2 separate regions of the Homo sapiens genome follow, and region 1 is linked to region 2. The links are chromatin loops, found by intact Hi-C in ENCODE. Cell type or tissue: A673. All regions are shown on one strand.

Region 1 (8,000 bases), 400 kb after region 2:
TTGCAGTGAGCCGAGATCGCACCACTGCACTTCAGCCTGGGCAACAGAGCAAGACTCCGTCTCAAAAAAAAAAAAAAAAAAAAAAAGCGCTACGAACAGCACAACACACAAAAAACAACAGGGGATCTTCTACTCCCTCCCTTCCCCCATTCTTCCTAGGAGAGACAGGGCTGAGCCATAGTTGGACAATATCGCCACTTAGTGGCTGTGGTCAGAATTGCCCAAAAGACCAACAGTTTCTGGATTTGAGGAAAAAAGGGAAAGCATTTAAAGAAGAGGTGTTGGGATTCTGAGAGGCCATTTGGCATTATGGAAAGTGACTGGGCACTGGTATCTGGAAAACCAGGTTCAGGTCCCAGCCTTGCCAAATATTAGCTGTTTGATCCTAATCAAGTTATGTAACTTCTCTAAGCATCAGTTTCCTCATGTGTAAAATGGAGACAAGAATTGTCATCTCATTAGATTAACTCTGGGTAAGTGTTTATTGCCTTTCTTTTGCTCCTGACCCTCTTCCAGCCCCCTCTCCCCATCCTGATAAACATCACCTTCCTGGTTCCTGACCCCCTCAGTAGTTCTCCTGGCCACATCTTTTCTACTTTATTTTTCAGATGTAGAACCTAATTTCCCCCTAAACTCTTTACCCCTTATGGGGAGAACCTCAAAGTCTACAGTTTTTATCCTCAGTATCTTAGGTTTAAAAACTCTAAATTCTTATACTATTTAGTAACAGACTCCTGGTGACACATTCGTGGTGATAAAATTATGTGGACAATGATCTCTAAAGCACAAAGCAAGTTACTCATTTATAATAGAAAAGATACTCCTGTCTGGGGATGGGTACCAAGTCAGCAAACCAAGATACTCCCCATTAATAAGGGAGTATCTTCCAAATAACAAGGGCTCTTGCTGGACACAGACTCCGAGATGGTCAGGGTGAGGGACTGTTTCTCCCACATTCAGGAACACTCCGAGACCTCGTGACCCCAGCTGGAAACACCTCCCTGGTGGGCTGATGCCTGTGACCCTGCCCCGAGGACACGTGTCCACCAGCCTCGCTTCTGCGCTGACCAGCACCTTCCAAGTATTGAGCCCTCCCTAGATGGGCCAAGCCATAGTCGGCTGGTCTGGGAAAGCCCGGGCTTTAGAACTGCACAGAACTGGGTCTTCCACTTATTATCTGAGTGACCCGGGACAGATTGCTGAACTTGCCTGAGTCTGTGACCTCATCACAATGGGGCACAAGCACCCACTTCAGGGAGTGTCTGCGCTGAGTAAGTGAGGCCCTGTGCTTGCCCAGTGAGGTCCCCGGCAGATGGTCAGCCAATGCTCCTATTTCGTTCTGAACTCAGCGTCTAGGAGATCCTTCCTCCACTCTGAAGGTGCTGGCTTTACCACCAGGCCAGAGTCCAGGGCGCCCCCTCGTGGCTCTGCATTTTCCAAATTTTTCTTCAAAGTAAAACTATTGGACCGGATTGGTGGCTCACACCTGTAATCCCAGCACTTTGGAAGGCAGAAGAGGGAGGATGGCTTGAGCCCAGAAGTTTGAAACCAGCGTAGGCAACACAATGAGACCTCGTCTCTACAAAAAAAAAAAAAAAAAAAAAAAAAAAAATCTAAAAATTATCTGGGCGTGGTGGTGCACACCTGTGGTCCTAGTTACTTGGCAGACTGAGGTGAGAGGATTGCTTGAGCCAGGGAGGTCGAGGCTACAGGAAGCACTGATAGCACCACTGCACTCCAGCTGGGGCAACAGAGGGAGACCCTGTCTCAAAAAAAAAATGTCCTTGAGGATAGGAAACCCCTGAGGATAGATACACACTGATTCTTTTAGTCAACTTATTTCTGCATTTTAAAGTATGAACCACTGAAACCCATTTACAATGAAAGAAAATTTTAAAAGTGTATATTTATAACACTTCCCTCCACACCCCCAGTGGATTCTTCACTCATCAGAAAGAAATGTCATTAAACCTAAGCCAATGGATAAGCTGAATAGATTACGTATTTGTTTCCAAATGACTAGAAAGAACAGGTTATGAAAAAGGCAATTATTTCAAATGAACATTAGGAAACCATGGGGAACTGTATAAATGTGTGCCTGGGGTCACAGTCTCTGGGGTAGAGTTAACTGTGTGGCATGATCCCAAGAGCCTCACCAATGAAAATAACAATCAGAGATAAGACAAGGCTAATAATGAGGCAGAAGCCCTCACTCCTGTCTGGGATTTGGTTAGAGAGTGCAGCCCTGTTCTTGCCAGGACCCTCACTCGGCACCAGCTCCATCAAGGAGTGGATGTTTTCTCCCCCACTGGCCTTCAGAGACCTTCATACCCCGCAAATGATGTTGGCTGCTGTTGCCAAAGTCCTCAAAACCTCCCTACATGGGAGATGGAAGAATTTCTCCTGTGCAGAGATGGCTGTCCCCGGGCATGAACACTTCCATCTCCTGAGATCTACCCTGAGTGTCCTGATGACCTGGAGGGAGATCTGGCCTCTGACCATCACACCCATGTAACCACTCTGCTCTCTGCCCACCCCTTCTTTCCCCTGGACCTTCTGGTCAGGGAATGTGTAGAGGAAAGGAGGGAAGTCCACTGTCCCCATTCCCTGTAGGGTGGGGAGATGCAGGAGAGCCCATTTATTAGAATCTAACCATGCAAAGAACGTCCCCACTCCCACCCAGAAAAAATGTCTACTACTAATTGATTGGCTTGGGTGTCCCTATCCTTGGGGCTTTGAAATAGGTTTTATCCCTTTTGGAAAGCTGTCCCCACCAAAGGACAAAATCTGCTCCTCTAACAAATTTATTTGCAGGCTTCTGAATAATCTCTGGGGGCCCTGGGCATCTGCTCTACGTGTTTACATCTGGCTGTGTGCTCCCTGGCATATTTCATTCAGTTAACAGTTATTTAGTGCCTACTATGTACAAGGCAATGAGGCTAAGCACTTGATATGCATTATCTCAATTCCCAGAACAACTCTTTGTGGTGGGTATAATCAATGTATTCACTTTATAGATGAGAAAAGCAAGGCTTAGAGGATCAAAGGAACTTAAGACCCAAGGCTCGTAAATACTGGAGCAAAAATTCATACTCAGGTCAGTCTGGCCCCATATCACTTGTTCTATACTTCCAATACAATCTTTAAAAAGAAAACAGCTTTGATTGGACATAATTTACATACCATATATTTCCCCATTTAAAGTGTACATTTCAATACTTTTTAATGTATTCACAAATTTGTGCTGCCATCAAAAGAGTCCATTTTAGGACATTTTCATTACCTCAAAAAAAGTTTGTATCCTTCGGCCATCCACCCATTTTCTCCTATTCCACAGCCCTGCGTAACCACTAATCTAATTTCTCTCCCTATAGTGTTTCCTATTCTGGACTTTCCTCAGCCCTGGGTAACCACTAATCTAATTTCTCTCTCTATAGTGTTTCCTATTCTGGACTTTCATAGGAGTCGAATCAAATAGATGTGGTCTTCTGTGACTGGTTGCTTTAATTCAGCACAACATTTCAAGGTTCATCAGTGTTGTGTTATAGTTCAGTTCTAATATCCCATTATATGGATATACAATATTTTATTTATGTATTCACTCATCCATTGTTTGTTTCCACCATTTGGCTATTATGAACAATGCTGCTATAAACACTCATGTGCAAGTTTCTGTGTGAACATGTGTTTTCATTTCTCTTGGGTATATGCCTAGAAGTGGAACGAACTGCTGGATTATATGGTAGAATTCTATGTTCAATCATATGAGAAACTGACAGACTGCCTTCTAACACAGCTGCACTTCGCCATCAATGTATGAGGGCTTCAATTTCTCCACATCTTTGCCAGCACTTGTCATTATGAACTTTTTGATTCTAGCTACCCTGATGGATGTGAAGTGGTATCTCAAGGTTTTGGTTTGCATTTTCCTGATGACTAATGCTGCCAAGCATCTTTTCATGTGTGTACTGGCCATTTGTATATCTTCTTTGGGGAAATGCCTATTAGATCATTTGCCTATTTGTAAATTAGGTTATTTGTCTTTTTATTGTTCAGTTGTGAGAGTTTTTCATATATTCTGGATAAAAATACCTTATCACATATACAAATGCAAATATTTTCTCCCATCTGTGGATTATGTTTCCATTTCCTTTTAAAAAACTATGTCCATGTTTTATTGTATTGTTACATTCTCTACCTTTAAAAAAATAGTTTGAACCGAAAGGTCTTGAAGGCTTAAGATGGGGACCCTGGTAGGGACTGACCACAGGTGCCAGAAAAGGATTTGCTCAGAATCTTCTTAGAAATCTTCCGTTTTTCACAATTCCAGGATGGGGTAAAAGGTGATAGTTTCACTCCGCATTCCCAGATGGGCTCATCTGATGATGAGAAAACAGCCCTTCATGGAGCATATGTATGCAGAGAGAACCCCATGTTAAAAATAACTGACACACATAATCTTTAATTACAAACGATAAATGCTTGAGAAGCAAAACACTGCAGATCAGATGTAGTATGAAGGAGCTGGGAACTGGGAGGAAATGGACGTGACATTCCAGGCAGAGGGAGTGGTGTGTGAGAAGGTCTGAGATAGGAGGGAGCAAGTGTGATTCAGGGGCTGATGGCTTCTATTGAGGTCCAGTTTACATCCAGTACAATTCATCAGTTTAAAGTATATTAACAAAGTTTCCTTGTGTTTCTTAGAGAAAAATTTTAACTTTTCTACAACTGCATATTAGATTCACGTACTGTTTTTCTTCTTACATGGGAATGGGGGACAGTCTGGCCTGGTCTGTCATTTTTCTGATGATATCATGAGTCAAACCATGTCTCCCCTTTCTATTTGCATCTTCCCCCTGGAACTTAAGTTGAGAGAGACACATGTTGATGTTGATGTTCTCTGCTTAGCTACTGTGTAGACACAGATGGGTTGAGAGGCTGGACTGTGGGTAGCTATATTCTGAAAGCTTAGTTTCTGCGGTCTTTCTCTGAATTTGTTGGAAACATTTGCACTTCACGTCAATGTCCAGGGCTTATGCAGTGTTTTCCAGTGATGGTAGTACCCCATTGATGTACATGTCTGTGAGTGTGCATGTGTATTTTAATTTCTGAAAGACCTACCGCCTTGGTAACCAGTATTATTTGTGTTACTATTTCTGGGAGCAGAGCCTAAAGAAAACAGCAAGGGCTGGGTGCAGTGGCTCACGCCTGTAATCCCAGCACTTTGGGAGGCTGAGGTGGGCAGATCACAAGGTCAGGAGTTCTAGACCAGCCTGGCCAGCATGGTGAAACCCTGTCTCTACTAAAAAAACAAAAATTAACCAGGCATGGTGGTGCGCATCTGTAATCCCAGCTACTCAGGAGGCTGAGGCAGGAGAATCACTTGAATCCAGGAGGCGAAGGTTGTAGTGAGCCGAGATCATGTCACTGCATTCCAGCCTGGGTGATAGAGCGAGGCTCTGTCAGAAAGAAAGAAAGAAAGAAAGAGAGAAAGAGAGAAAGGAAGAAAGGAAGGAAACAGCATGCTCATTGCAAACCCTTCTGGGGTAAGGATGAAGAGCTTTGCAGAAACTACAAAGTTTGTTTCCTGAAACAAAAGGCAGAGCAGGGTATCTTGGCTGTTATAGGGCTGAGATTTGGGTTCACTTGGAATTGAGCCATTCTTCACTCTTGAGATGCTTACTTAATGCAGATCAGCTCCCACTGTAGATGTTAGAGAGACCTGTAATTACAATGGAATATTTGGAAATTTTTCTAACAGATGCCTAGCCACATCCTCACATTTCTTGGTGTGTGCAGCACCACTGTGGGAAAGAGCTGGTAGCTTGAGTGAATTAATGGGACTCTTCTCCTTATATGTTAATTTGCAGAGGCTAGGGAGGGATGGAACCCACACATGGATTCCCAGCTTCCCAGTTGTGCTCCCAGGATATGATGCTGTTCTGCTTAAGACTCCTTTCAGAGCTCACGCCTGAAGGTCCAGACCTGTGATGGCTGAGCTGAGCTGAGCAGGGCAGGGCAGGGAGGGTAATCCACGTATTTGGCCTCATAGTTGAGATCCTGTGTCAGCAGCTGATGGTTCTGGGGTATGTTGCCTCTGATGACAAAGCTGGTGGAGGCAGGTGTGTTGGGGCCTTAAGACTACAGGGGCCTCCAGGGCAGGGGTGAAGCAGCTGCACCACTTGACCCAAGTTGCACCTGGTGGCGGTGTCAGGAAGGATGGAGCAGACCTGGTAGTTTCTGCTCCCCAAGGTCTGGCTAGCTCTCATTCACTGAAGGACACAAAGAAAATATTAATAGCTACTACAATAGTTTGTGTTTATATATAACTCCTTTAGGGAAATATTTCAAAGGTAATTAACATTACAATGAATCAATACAGCAAGGGATTGTGGAAAATGGGGTATAAGTGAATTGAATTATTGGAGTTGTATTATTCAATGTATTGCCATATTAAAAGGATGGGTTGATGATTTTTAAAATAGCTAATTTTTAAGTAGGAGTTTTAAAAATTACTCAAATGATGATCCATCATGTGTACAGTAAATAGACTTAAGTACATGACCAGTAGACCAAAAAGATGTGAATGCACATTAGTGATGTTAAAAAGTCCAAATTACCCATTTAGTTCCAGTAAAATAACATTACCTAGTACATTATATTAACTTGAATTTTATTGCTTTGTTTCTATTTCTATACTTTTAATTTTATAGTTTTGAGAATACGTTATATAGATTTTGTGTTTGTATGCCTTTGAGTAATGTGATAATAAAACAATTTAAGTCAAAATTGGGCTTCAAAGGGCATGATGTTTCACTTTTAACAGGGGACTCATTCTCAGCCCTCACGCTAGTGTCAGCCACGCATAGTGTCAGTGACACCTAGTGGTTCAAGCAAGAACTGCAACTTCATTGAATGGTGGACGATTTCAAAGAAAAACAGGTTCTCCCTTAGATAAGCCTCTGGATCCCTTTGATGAGGTGTTGAAATGAGGGCCTACCAGTCCCTGGTGTCTCCCATTTTGGCCTGTTCCACACTGACTCGTCAGCTATTTGAAGCAACTTTATGGAGGAGGGAATGACACTTCGTATACTAGGAACAGAATGTAGAAACTAATGATGACTTTTAGAGTGAGAAAGTTTTCAGGAAGACATTTCTAACAATTAGAGTGGTTCAACAATGTACACCACAAAAGCCACTAAGCCATGACTTTAGGATCACTTGGCAGCCTGCTGGGCTCATTCACTAGCTAAGCCATCTACATCACACCAACCTCACAGAACACACAATTCAATTTTTTTATATTTGTAAATTTATGAATTGCTACGTGCTACAGAACTTCAGGCAATTTATGAATGGTCAAATCCACTGATTACAGAATTCTAAAGGTCATCATGGTCTTTACAATGCTCTGTCCTCAGCAGCCTGTGCCTGACCCATTCCCATTACCATGCCTGCTTTCCCACCCAAGTTCAAGGCCATCCTGAAAAAGTTGCTTGCAGCATCATAGAGGCACCAACACCTCTGCATTCTCATAATTGTCTTTCTGAATCCTGGGATTGGGGACAGGGAGAGGAAGAGGGGAGAAGTGAAAATAAACCGAGCTTGCAGCACCTTCAGCACTAATCATGAGGTCTGCTGCTCTCTAACTGCTTCCCCACAGTTGTTTGGTGCCTATGGCCTCAGAATCATGTAGATCCTCTTATAAGATTATAGTTCCTATCAACTGTTCTATAAATAACAACTTGAAATGTTATGTTTTCCCTTTGAGATATCCCTTCAGGTCTTGCATACTGATGAAACTACTGACTCAGTGGGTCTGAATGATCCCAGGAGCTGCTGAATAATCAAAATATGCAGTTTCCAAATGCTGATTATTTCTCCCCCCTTACCCCAACCAATCAACACCACCAATTTTCTGGCCTCTCACCCTCCACTATATCCTTAAAAACCCCAGCCCAGAACTTCTCAGGGAGATGGATTTGAGGATCTTCTTCTAT
Region 2 (8,000 bases):
TTTCCCGTGGGACAAGATGTGGAGGTGGGAGACAGTGACACTGACGATCCTGACCCTGTGTGTAGGCCTGCACTTGTGTGTGTCTGTGTCTTTGTTTGTTTGGTTGGTTTGGTTTTTGAGACAGAGTCTCACTCTGTCACACAGGCTAGAGTGTAGTAGCGATCACAACTTACTGAAGCCTTGACTCCCAGGCCCAAGCTATTCTCCAACCTCAGCCTTCTGAGTAGCTGGGACCACAGGCATATGCCACCAGGCCCAGCTAATTTTTTTTTTAAATTTTTTATAGAGAAGAGGTCTCCCTGTGTTGCCCATGCTGGTTTGGAAGTCGTGGGCTCAAGTGATCCTCCCACCTTGGCCTCCCAAGGTGCTGGGATTATAGGCATGAGCTACCACTCAGGCCACATGCTTGTGTCTTTTTTTTTTTTTTTTTTTGAGATGGAGTCTCTCTCTGTCGCCCAGGCTGGAGTGCGGTGGCACTATCTCCGCTCACTGCAAGCTCCGCCTCCCAGGTTCATGCCATTCTCCTGCCTCAGCCTCCCGAGTAGCTGGGACTACAGGCTCTCACCACCACGCCTGGCTAATTTTTTTGTATTTTTTAGGAGAGATGGGTTTCACCATGTTAGCCAGGATAGTCTCGATCTCCTGACCTTGTGATCCGCCTGCCTTGGCCTCCCAAAGTGCTGGGATTATAGGTGTGAGCCACTGCGCCCAGCCCATGTGCTTGTGTCTTAATGTGTGCGCTTGTGTCTTAGCTTTTAACAAAAAAGTTTAAAAAGTAATAAATTTAAAAATGTTGTTAAATACAAAAAAGCTTATAGAATAGAGATAATATCCTTACATATAAGGATATAAAGAAAAAATATTTTGGTACATCTGTGCAGTGTATTTGTGTCTTAAACTAAGTGTTACCACAAAAGAGTCTAAAGGTTAAAAAAAAAATTAAAGCTTTTAAAGTAAAAAAGTTTGGGAGGCCAAGGTAGGCAGATCACCTGAGGTCAGGAGTTTAAGAACAGCCTGGTCAACATGGCAAAACACTGTCTCTACTAAAAATACAAAAAATTAGCCAGGCATGGTGGCATGCTCCTGTAATCCCAGCTACTTGGGAGGCACGGGAATGGCTTGAACCGGGGAGGCGGAGGTTGCAGTGAGCCGAGATCGTGCCACTACACTCCAGTCTGGGCCACAGAGCAAGACTCTGTCTCCAAAAAAAAAAAATAAAAATAAAAATAATAGATGAATAAAATAAATAAAATAAAATAAAAAGTAAAAAGGTTACAGTAAGCTAAGGTTAGTTTATTATTGCAGAAAAAAATCTTTTAAATCAATTGAGTGTAGCCTAAGTGTATAGTGTTTATACAGTGTACAGTAATATCTTCAGGCTTCATATTCATTCAACACTCACTCACCGACCTATCCAGAGCAACTGCCAGTCCTCCAAGCTCCATTCATGGCAAAATGTGCTCTACAGGTGTACCATTTTCTACCTCTTGTGCTGTATTTTTACTGTATCTTTTCTGTGTTTAGATACACAAGTACTTATCATTGTATTACAACTGCCTATGGTATTTAGTAACATGCTGTAAGGTTTGTAGCCTAGGAGCAATAGGCCATGTGCAGCCTAGGTGTGTGGAAGCCTGTACCATCTAGGTTTGGGTAAATATACCCTATGATGTTTGTTCAAAGATTGCCTAACAATGCATTTTTTCAGAATGTATCCCTGTCATTAAGCAATGCATGACTGTTTATTTTTATATATTTAATTGGGAAGACATCCATGAAATATTGTGTTATGGAGCAGCATGTATAGTATTATCCATGTCTATTTGGGCACAATCAGGATTGCCTCAGGCAGGTCATTCACGAGGTATTCCAGAAGAAGGCGTTGTTATAGCAGATGACAGCTCCATGCATGTTATGGCCCCTGAAGACTTTCCCGTGGGACAAGATGTGGAGCACTGAAATCTTATGTATAAAATATTTATATGGTGCTTGAATTTTTTTCTTCCCCCTGGGTCAGGGTCTTCATTAGGGAATGAAAGGGGGAGGACGGGGATTGTCCTCACTCTCACCAACAACTCAGGACAGCAAATACTTTGCTTTTGTTTTTGTTTTTAAATCTCCAAGGCGGGCCGGGCACGGTGGCTCACGCCTGTAATCTCAGCACTTTGGGAGGCCAAGGTGGGCAGATCCCCTGAGGTCAGGAGTTTGAGACAAATTTTGTATTTGTAAAAATACAAAAATTAGCCTGGCATGGTGGCCCACGCCTGTAATCCTAGCTACTTGGGAGGTTGAGGTGGTAGAATCACTTGAACGCAGGAGATGGAGGTTGCAGTGAGCCGAGATCATGCCACTGCAGTCCAACTTGCGAGACAAAGTGAGATCGTGTCTCAAAATAAACAAACGAATAAATAAATAATCACTCAGGAATAAATTTTAAAACTTTTCTCTTCACATATATACTCATTTCTAAGGGATTTTCAATTCTGTAATTGAGTGGTCATGGTGAAATGGAAAGAACATTAAGTGATAATTAGGAAATGTATGTTCTACATTTGATTCTTCTCTTGTTTGGTTTTGAACAAGTACCTTCTTCTCTCTGGGCCTGTGAAGTTACGGGACTTGAACTTGATGCTCTCAAAGGTCCCTTCTGATTCCTAACAGTGCAGCCCGGGAGCCTGACTCCCTGAAACTCCCGAGGCCCAGGTGTGTATCTGCACGTGCCTTTGGTACGGTGGAGCCGAGTGCCCAGGAGCAGGGCTGGCAGGTGAGCTGACTCTGCTGTGTCTCGGCCCGGTGTCCACTGTCCTGGAAGAAGACTGAGCATCCACAGCATTCTATCCCCAGATGAGGCTGACAGTCACAGTCACAGATGGCCAGAGGATGTGCTGTCACCTGGTTGCACCAGAAACAAACAGGCTGCAGAGTGTGTTGCTACGTTAGACCTATACGCCTTTGGTGGATAGTCCATGATTTGCTAAGGGGGTTTGAAATGGGAAGGTTCTCACAAAATGCTTTTATTCTGCAACTCTCTTCCTCCTCTCAGAGGATTCCAAGGTGGGCATCACCCCTTCACCTCAGAGTCGGCTGTGGGCTCTGCACCCAGCCTAGGCCGGGGCTCTGAGCTCCTCTCGACCGCCGGTACTGACTCTGGCCACCAGAGGGCACTCTTGCCTTGTGGAGACCAACAGTCTTCTGAGTCCGAGGAACCTGGTTCCCATCTTTGCCAGAACATCTGGATTTGCTGAAGCCTTTCTCTACTTAAGTGGTTCTCCACTGGGAGCAGTTTCTCCCCTCTCCCCAGGAGACATTTACCAATGTCTGGAGACAGTCTGGTTGTCCTAACCGGGTGGGGGAGGGTGCTCCTGGAATCTACTGAGTAGGGGCCCCAGATGCTGCTAAACGCCCAGGAATGCACAGGACAGCCGCCCACAACAAAGAATTATGCAGCCGAAAATATCAACAGTGCCAAGGTTGAAAAAGTCTGCTCCACTCGAATCTATTGCCTAGACGCAGAGTGCACCATCTGGAAATGTAAGTCCTCCGGGGCTGAGCTTTTAGTCTCCCAGTTTCACCTACTCCAAAGAGAAATTTTAGAAGAGTGACCTCGAGGCATTTCCCATTGCCTGAGACGTGAGGGTCACAGATACCACAAAGCACTGAAGAGGCAGTGGGGTCTGGCAGAGGGGCATGTGAAGATCCCCATGAAGGAGAACAATTCTGTCCCAGGAGCTGGTCTCTCTGAACAGGGCCCAAACCCCATGACAAAACCATCCAGTTCCTTATGCTGGAGCAGACAACACTAGCTCTTTGTCTCCCAAAACTGGGCAGGGTGATGGGAAAGCCCCTGGGAGCTCGTCCTTCCTGCAGGGCCAGGGATGGGCCTGTGGCTTTGGGGGCAAGTGAGAAGCAGTTTTCATTGTAGCGCTGGGAACTCTCAGGAGAGAAACTCTGTGGTCCCCACTTTCTTGGCATCTGACATGAAGGAGGGAGACTGAGATGAAGAACTCTCATAGATCCTTTCTCCTGGCCTAGATCCAGCTTGGAAACCCAGGACCTGTGTGCTGTGTCCATCACCACCTTCCTGAGGAGCGAGGGCCCATCCTGCCCCACTCTGGGTCTCTCCTTTCCCAGTTCCATGTGTGGCCCTGTGGCCATGCATATGCCACTAAGAAGGGCTGAGAGGCTGCAGAAGCACGTGCTCAGGGCGTCCTTGAGAAGGATGCACCAACTCCTGGGGCTGAGGAACAGGGACAAACATTGAGTAAAGGGGCCCTCTGTGCCACACGAGTCCATGCTCCATGTCATAGAAAGGGAGTGGGGACAAATCCTAGGCTTGTAATTGGCAGCCTAGAGACAGTAGGGTGATGGGATCAACAGTCATGGCTCCTGGGGCACCCCTCTCTGTTGGCATGTCCTTGTTTGGGCAAAAGACCCTCTCTGTCACATGTCCCCTACTTTCCAGGCACCTGATGCCTCACTGCTGCTCTGCTTGGCATTCTTAGGGCCTGGGGTGTAGAGGAAAAGGGGCCCCTGACAGCATCCTCCTCCTCCTCCTCACCCAACCCTTCTGCTCCAAGGTGGTCCACAGGGATCTGAGGGCCGTTCTTTAAGGACCCCTGCTGTAGTCTGAAGTTCCTCCCTTGAGGCGGGTTTCCCACTGTGCCCAGGAAGCTCCTCATGCCCTGGCTTCCTTCCAGCCTTTCTGTCTGAGAGGAGATGCTGGCAGGAGGGAAGAGACTGGCTGGTGGGATGTGTAGCTCCACTCCAGGCCTCAGGTCCTCCTCCAAACTCCTGTTCGGGCCTTTTCCCATCACACCAGTCCAGAACGCAGGAGGAGCACAGTGGGAGGATGGGGGTCCACTGCAGGGGGGGGTGGTCAGCCAGAGGACAGTTTGCAAGGGCATTTTATTCATGGTCACAGTGGAGTATTACAGAGCAGAGAAGGCCAGTGTCTCCCCACCCCACTTGCCTGGGTCCTGGGGAAATGGAGAGAGGAGGAAGTGCCTGCATGGGACAGGGGTTTCCAGGGTCTCAGAAATCAGAGGGATGGGAGAGAAGTTGCATGGAGGGGTGAGAAAGGGACTGGAGACCTTAGCCTGGAATGGGGAGATGGGCCCCAGACAAGACTCAGGGAACACAACCACCCCTGTCCTCTCCCCAGGCTAGACCCTTAATTTTCCCCCTTATGTGGGCAGGATGGAAATTATAGAAACTTTATTCTCGTCTCCCTGAAGAAAAGTTGAGATTAGGAATGTCCCCTTAGTCTGCTTAGCAATATGGTGAAAGAGGAGGGGCACCCTGTCTTGGTTTTTCCCATTTCCACATTCACACCTTCCCTGCAATGCTCCCCACCTTGGGTCCAACTCCACCCCTTCAAATCCTGCAATTTCAGCCCATGTCCAGCCAGGGGAAGGGGCTAACCCAGAGGCGGTGGGCAAGAGGAGAGATGGACTTTGGAGGACTCCTCCCCAACTTCCCACCTTCCTCTCTAGTTAAGGAGGATCCAAGGGCCACACTGCTTTGAGGTTCTCCAGATTGGGGGAAGTAAGGCTTTCCTCCCCAGTTTTGAGTCTGCGGGTCTCTGGGCAGAAGACCTCCCTGGGATCCAGGCCTCCCTTTGCCTCCATCATGGGAGCAGGCTTTACTTCCAGCCCCTCGGGCCTGAGGGACAAGAGCCAAAGCCTCTCACCCGCACCCTGTCCCAGCCCTGCCAAGAGAGGAAGCCCTGGAAAATGCCAGGCCCCTGGGAGGCTCCTAGGTCCTGGGAGCAGGATGTCTGGCTTAAAAGCCCCTGGGAGCTGCTGCTCTGACGGGAGAGGAGGCAAGAAGGGCCCCGAGAGACAGGTCCAGTTGGAGGGCAGAGGGGGCGGGAGGGGAGGAGTGAAGGAGGCAACACCAGGCAGCTCGCCTTGGACGCTCCCCAAATGGCAGCAAAGGCCCAGCCGGCAGGGGCCTGGGGCAGAGCCAAGTCCTAGAGAAAGAAAGAGAGAAAGGGTCAAGGGAGCCCAACCTCTCGCAGATGCTCCTTGCTCCTCCCATTTCCCAGCCCTTCTTGTTTCTTGCTTGGAAGTCTCTTCCTCGCCCCACTGCCCTTCCTTTTCTTTCTGTCTTATTTTTTTGAGAGAGAGTCTCTCTCTGTCACCCAGGCTGCAGTGTAGGCTTGAACCCCACCTGGGTTCAAACGATCCTCCCACCTCAGCTTGCTGAGTAGCTGGGACTACAGGTGCGTGTGCCACCATGCCTGGCTAATTTTTGTGTTTTTTGTATAGATTGAGTCTCGCCATGTTGCCAGGCTTGCCCTTCCTTTTATGCTTTTCTTTTCTTTTTTCTTTTTTTTCTTTTCTTTTTTTTTTTAAACAGAGTCTTGCTCTGTAGCCCAGGCTGGAGTGCAGTGGCGTGATCTTGGCTCACTGCAATCTCCGCCTCCCGGGTTTAAGCAATTTTCCTGTCTCAGCCTCTCGAGTAGCTGAGACTACATGTGCATGCCACCACATCCGGCTAATTTTTGTATTTTTTTGTAGAGACAGGGTTTCACCATATTGGTCAGGCTGGTCTCGAACTCCTGACCTCAGGTGATCCACCTGCCTTGGCGTCCCAAAGTGCTGGGATTACAAGCATGAGCCACCGCGCACAGCTCCTTTTCTGCTTTTCTTTAGGCCTCATCATAAATATCACTCTTTGGAGAAGACTTCTGAGACTCCTAGCCTAGGCGAGAGTGCCTGCTGCCTGCTCTCATCCCTCCATGAACCTCTCCTCCAAGGGCACTCGGCTGAGTTAGGGTCATGTAGTCATTTGTGTGCTTTTTATTTAATGTCTGTGAGCCCAACTCTTTGGGGGCAGGGGCTGTAGTTGTTTTATTTTCCCTCGAATCTACCCAGTCTGGACATAATCAGTGCTCAAGAAAAATGTGTCCAGTGAATAAGGGAAGGATATTCTCTGCTATATCTCAATGGATCCATTCTTCACTCCCTGCCCCTGCAGCAAGGGCCTCCAGTCTAGCCGGGCAAAGAACTGGTTGTGTGGCCTTGGCCTTGTCATTTAAATTTGCAGTCCTCTGTTTCTTCATCCATAAAATCCCCTCTCCTAGCTTGGATTAAGCTGTGTCATGGGTAAGAAGAGGCCCTGCAGAGTGCATGACGGGAGGCCCAGGGCAGGTATGGGGAGCCCCAGCCTCCTTCTTCTCTGTCTCACTCTGGTCCATAACTTTCCACCTCCAAAAAGGCTTCCTTCTTCCTGCTCCTTCTAATCCTGCCTCTTTCCCTCTCCAACCCTGCCAGGGCCCTACAATAGGGCCTCCCAGCTGGGGGCCTTGGAGATGACTATATAGAACTTCACATCACTTTCTGTATTTCGAAAAGCCTAACTGCAATTCCACATTTTTCTTAGCAAGACCACATCATTTAACTAAAAGAACAAGCATCAACCCAACTTAGTCACATTGGTTGGGCTGTAGTGAATAAAAACTGGAAAAACAGGCCAGGTGTGGTGGCTCACGCTTGTAATCCCAGCACTTTGGGAGGCCGAGGCGAGCGGATCACCTAAGATCAGGAGTTCGAGACCAGCCTGACCAATGTGATGAAACCCCGTCTCTACTAAAAATACAAAAATTAGCCGGGCGTGGTGGCACGCACCTGTAATCCCAGCTACTTGAGAGGCTGAGACAGGAGAACTGCTTGAACCCGGGAGGCGGAGGTTGCAGTGAGCCAAGATCACACCATTGCACTCCAGCCTGGGCAACAAAAGTGAAACTCTGTCTCAAAAAAAAAAAAAAAAAAAAACCTGGAAAAACAAATTAGTTATTACTTAATATGTCCAGTGTATTTGATAAGAAGAATATTTCTGAAGTCAGATCTATGTAGGGAGAAAACAGTGACAGTGATCCTCTAAAGAACAAGTGTGGAGGCCCCTATCAGAACACCCTCTCTCTGGGTCATTGTCCTTTTCCTTGGGTCCTTAGATGAGGTGGAGACTGCTGTTGCACGGGAAGGCTGTGTCCCTCG

The links. A loop is a pair of places that touch in the nucleus more often than their neighbours do. Peaks named below come from ENCODE experiments on the same cell type or tissue, not always from the same donor. Only the 100,000 strongest peaks of a DNase experiment are listed, where the experiment ranks them.
Region 1: it touches region 2 in a loop (11-fold over the local background); 25 of 110 quality-filtered maps call a loop at or near these places.

Annotation. Positions count from the first base shown.
Region 1 is chr1:157,489,357-157,497,356 of GRCh38, forward strand. No RefSeq gene overlaps it. Among named protein-coding and RNA genes, the nearest start is that of FCRL5, 59 kb to the right of the region's middle. RefSeq lists an enhancer at 1,226-1,365. In A673, CTCF peaks have their summits at 217, 1,411 (motif pointing left) and 6,890 (motif pointing left); DNase peaks (open chromatin) are centred at 165, 1,405 and 6,865; H3K27me3 peaks cover 1,862 bases.
Region 2 is chr1:157,087,157-157,095,156 of GRCh38, forward strand. ETV3L (ETS variant transcription factor 3 like) reads right to left here. Exons shown (of 5, transcript NM_001004341.2): 5 at 4,887-5,971. The coding sequence ends at 5,493. Among named protein-coding and RNA genes, the nearest start is that of ETV3L, 8.7 kb to the right of the region's middle. RefSeq lists an enhancer at 2,343-2,864. In A673, a CTCF peak has its summit at 3,149 (motif pointing right); DNase peaks (open chromatin) are centred at 3,295 and 4,695; H3K27ac peaks cover 647 bases.